Regions from separate parts of the Mus musculus genome. Here region 2 is linked to region 1. The links are chromatin loops, found by intact Hi-C in ENCODE. Cell type or tissue: left cerebral cortex. All regions are shown on one strand.

Region 1 (2,500 bases):
TTACATATGTGGGAATGTGATTTTTCTCTCGATATTCTTATCTGCAATCAACCACATATGAGCACAAAAAGACTTTTATTTTTTATTTTTTGTGGGCCTGGGTCATGATGATCATTAAAATGAGGAGAGACCTGAAGCTTGTGCCGACCACCTGCAGCACCTACTAAGTCCGAAGACCCATGGGCATCGCTATCGAGGAACGCTGAAGTCTGGGTTTCCCAGCTCACATTCAAGTGGGCTAAATAACCTGGGCCTTTATGTGTAATTCTGCATCCCTAAGGGAACATTGTACCTGAGATGACATGACTCTCAGCATCTCATGCCAGATTTAAAACTGTAAACTGGAATGGATAGCAGATGAAGACAATTATCTCAGGCAAAAAAAAAAAAAAAAAAAAAAAAGAAAGAAAGAAAGAAAGAAAGAAAGAAAAAAGAGAAAAGAAAGAATAAATGGAGATTGTGTCTTTGGGAATGAGACAGGTTTGGTGTAGCCCAGGCTGGCCTTTAACCAGTTGTATAACCAAAGATAACCCTGAACCTCTGATCTGCCTGCCTCTGTTTCCTGGGTGGTTTACAGGTGTGCACCACTATATCTGGTTTTAAGGGAACTGTAATTTTCATGACGATGCTGCTATGGTACTTTAAAGACTACATTTATGTTTGACTAGTTTATTTAAAAGATTTTGTCTTAGAGTTTAAAAAAAAATTACTACATTTTGATTTTATGCGCACACACACACAGACACACAGACACACACACACACAGACACACACACACACACACACACACACCAAACAAGTAAAACCTACAAGAAAAAAAACTAAACACGTTTTCCGACCAGCAGTTAGGAGATTTTCTCCTTTGTGTTCAGTATTTCTGTCTAAAGGTAGCTGTTGATTTATTCAGTGGGCATTTCCTTAACATGTAGTTATATTACGGATACTATATTTCCTTTAGCAGTTAAATGCAGGTAGGTGCCCCTGATTAGAGATCTCATTTATTTTTCCTTTGTGGAGCTGAAACGACATCTTATGTCCTGTTTCAGCCGTGAGATCAGTCCTTATAGGAGCTAGAACAAAGCTGCGAATCTCTCAGTTGCTAAACCTCACCCTTGTGAACGGATCCAGCAAGTGTTCTTGTCTCTTGAAGATACACTAACATGGATGGGTTCCTTTGGAAGACATCCCTGGTGCTCTAGTGACAGCACAGGCCGTGTGTTTCCTCCTACTCCGTATTTTCTATCTCTGCTGTGAGGACTTACAGCCAGTGGGTGGCGCTGTAATACCGGAGGACTCATTTGTTCTGTTGCCACTAAGTGTTTTTATTATGGGACTATTTCCTTACATCATATGCTCTGAATTCTCTCTCTCTCTCTCTCTCTCTCTCTCTCTCTCTCTCTCCCTCCCTCCCTCCCTCCCTCTCCCTCTCCCTCTCCCTCTCCCTCTCCCTCTCCCTCTCTCTCTCTCTCTCTCTCTCTCTCTCTCTCTCTCTGTAATAGGTGCTAGAAACTTAATGACTGGTGTTAATACTTTCTGACTTAACTTTTATTTGTTTTCTTTGATTATTTATAATGACTGTTTGATATTTTCTTTTGTATCCTTCTGACCCTGCTGCAAATGAAGATAATTTTCTTAGGCAAAGGAAACAAGCAAAATAATTGGTAGAATATATTTTATTTTTCAGATACTTTTTCAGCTGATGATATCATTTCTGCTTGGCCCCAGAACCCCATCTTCATCTCTGAGTAATGACCCCAGCTCCATGCTTTTATTTCTAACCAATAAAGTGAAAACGTTCTGATTTTCTCTACATAGATTTTAGCTAAAAATAGCACAGGGTTCAGGTAGGAATTTCCTGTGCTCATGGTCAATGAATGGCACATTACGGTTTATACTATCCCTTGAGAATGAATTTATTTCAAAAGAAAAAGGTCTGGAGATGTGGCTCAGTGGCACCGTGCTTGAGCAGAGTGTGTGAAGCCATGCCTCCATCCTCACACTGGAGAAATGACACAGCAACAATTTAAATCTATATGAAAAAAATTTCTTTCAGTTTTCCATTGTAAGCCACTAAAGGCTAAAACATATGTCTTAACCAGTCCTGTTCAATAACAGACAAGGAAAAGTTCTTTTCAGGAAAGGGTTTCCACCTTTTTTGTTAAGGTTTGCTTAGGTACAGTTTGCAGATAGGTGAACTTGCTGGACTTCTGATGCCAAGGGCAATATAATGCATTTTTCAAAAGAAAAATTTTTTTTATTAGTCCTTTAAGATGGAGGTGTACCCTCTCAGAGGTGAAGGGGAGATGGGATGAGAGGAGGAACCCTGTGAGGAGAGGCTTGGGGGGGGGGAGCAGCATTTGGGATGTAAATACATAAATTAAATTGAAGAAAAAGGATTTTACATAACGGACAGCTGGGTGTGGATCCCAGATCTTGGGAGGCAGAGGCAGGAGGATCTCTGTGTGTTCAAGGCCAATCTGGTCTATAAGAGAGTTTCAGG
Region 2 (2,500 bases), 880 kb after region 1:
GGCTAAGTAAGGTGGTAGATGTGTGCTAGCCAGGATGGGGCGGAACTGAAAACAAGGTTCACCACAAATCCTCTGTAAGCGAAAATCCAGCAAGTATTCTCCCAAGGTGACTGTGTTCTATAGCCAAAGGGCAAACACTAAAACTCTCCGAGAGCAGAGAACTCTGAGACAGTAGCTGGGAAACAGACCCAAAGTACGAACACAAGATGCTACGAAAGGTGAGCTTTAATTCCAAAACTAACTTTTAGTTTTAGAGTAAGTCCCTTGCTGCTTCGGCAGAGGTGATGACATTTTGCTACCAGAACAGGCAAATGTCTCCTTAGTTCCCAGGTGCACGGTAATCCCACAAGCAGATGTGATCAAGCTTTATAAAGATTCAGTGCTGACAGGAATGTTCCCGTAGATGCAACAGCTTTCCTCAGAAGTGTCCACATCTAGGAGTTGGTATCGAACTTGTGTCACCTTGTGGAATGTAAGGAGGTCTATGCCACACTGTGACTATCTGTCTTGCTTGGCGTTTTTACCCACTTGTAGAATAAATGGGTTTACACTAAAAAGGAAGGTTCCAGAGTCTGACTGAGGCTAACAAGAAATTGGTGAACGGAATTACATAAGATTTACAATTTTGTCTAGTTCTGCTTACCTAGAGACATTATAAAATATAGTGACCATAAATTTTTAAGCACTCCCCCAAGTATTTGGTATTTGCAGGATAATTACCATCATATGGTTTCCAAAAGCAACACCCAGAGGCACATGAGACATCATTTCAGTCATCACCATAGTTACTACTCTTAGCCTACACTGAATGACTGCTTCTTAAGTGGTAGACGTTCAGTCTGCAGCTTTTCTTTCATTTAGGAGCTTTGAAGCCTGTTTTCTATACTGCAGTTTCAGACTCAAGTAAAACAAGTAATCAGGCCTGGTGGCACAAAACCTAATATCAGATAGGCAGGAGAATTGCAACTTCAAAGCATGGATAGACCACAGAGTGTTCAAGGCCAGGCTGGGCAAGCCAGTGAGTCTCTGCTTCAAAACAAAAATGTGCTAATATTCAAATATTCTGCATGTTGCTCAGTGGCAGAAAACTTGCTGGCCTTCGAAAGGCCCAGAGTTCAATTCCCTGTACTGCTGAAAAGAAGAACAAACAAACACACAGCAGAAACAACCAAATCAAACCAAACCAAACCATACAAACAGGAAGAGAACTGGGAAGAGGAACCTCACTTTTGTAAAAGTCTAAATGCAGATTCTGAGAGCTATCTTGCAAGTTTTAACCTGAGAAATATGAGCAACTTTAAAATAACAGGACTTAAACACTGCTTTTCTGCAATTACAATGTAAGCTGTGTGTGCGCAGCTCAGCAGCTGCAAGGGTTAAAGTAAAAAGACTCATTAGCTACAGACGCCATCTCGTGGCCCACTTATTTATTATTCCGTAGTCTTCTGTGTATGCCTAACTCAAAGGCAGACAAAGGCAGAGGTGGCTCAGGTACTATTTATTTGATCTTTCTCACTTCTGCACATGGGTTACTGGGGCAGTGAAATATTACAAATATTTCTTGGAGAAACCAATCCAAGGGCCTGAATTTGCATTCACAGTCTGTCAACTCCTGTATTCTCCTCACTCCAAAATTGGCTTTTGATGTAATCGGCCAATTACACGAGGCTCATCAGCTTAGAAGTGGCCATTTCCAAGTTTACTTTCTCAAGCTTATTTTTGTTTAACCATATATTGACCTACAGATAATGATAGTGAAAACATTCACCTTTCTTCTCATTAAATAATTGATCAAAGCACAGCAATACTATTTTGGTACTTCATTTTAAAGCATCTCCCATGCTTTCTTCTTTCGTTCTGCTAAAGGCTTATGGTGCGTGTGTATGTATGTGAGCGTGTGCGTGCATGGGGGTGTGTATGTGTGTGAGTGTGTGTGTGCATGGGGGTGTGTATATATGTAAGCACGAGTGTCTGGTGGGACATAGGAGAAGATCGTTATTTTGCACGTTATTTTGCACTTACCTATGAGCCAATGAACATCATCGGAACATGATTAGCATTTTCTAATAGGTATGTAGCAATGCTGACAGCCAATTCTAAATTTTTCATTAGCTGACTCACCCCTTTTAAGATGTGATACCCTTGTATATATCCTCTGTATTTTCTAAAGTATTGAATCCATCCTAGCCTCTTCCTACTAAATCTCTAAAGAGCTAAGTCTCAGAAATGCAAGCCTTGTTCAAAGTCTAACAAAGGCAGATGCTTATGTTTCCCCCCCTCATGGTATATATGAACTCATTCTCGTTAGCATGGATAATTGAGAAATGATTATATTACAGGACATAAAGTGGCGAGGAGACTATTTTAATAGAAGCTTAGAGACAGCAGAAAACTCCAAAATACCAAAAATGTTTACTAATTATAAGAGCCAAAATTTTTTTAAAAGGCACAATTATGTAGAATAGTGACGTGGATTACTACTTTTGAATGTCTAATTTGG

Evidence for each region. Peaks named below come from ENCODE experiments on the same cell type or tissue, not always from the same donor. Only the 100,000 strongest peaks of a DNase experiment are listed, where the experiment ranks them.
Region 2: it touches region 1 in a loop (7-fold over the local background); 4 of 42 quality-filtered maps call a loop at or near these places.

Annotation. Positions count from the first base shown.
Region 1 is chr3:116,903,101-116,905,600 of GRCm38, forward strand. Frrs1 (ferric-chelate reductase 1) reads left to right here. Exons shown (of 17, transcript NM_009146.3): 17 at 1-650. The coding sequence ends at 61. Among named protein-coding and RNA genes, the nearest start is that of Frrs1, 43 kb to the left of the region's middle. In left cerebral cortex, a CTCF peak has its summit at 1,247 (motif pointing right); a DNase peak (open chromatin) is centred at 1,255; H3K27ac peaks cover 556 bases.
Region 2 is chr3:117,787,575-117,790,074 of GRCm38, forward strand. The region is part of intron 8 of Snx7 (sorting nexin 7); the gene reads right to left. Among named protein-coding and RNA genes, the nearest start is that of Gm52614, 67 kb to the right of the region's middle. In left cerebral cortex, a CTCF peak has its summit at 1,417 (motif pointing left); a DNase peak (open chromatin) is centred at 1,427.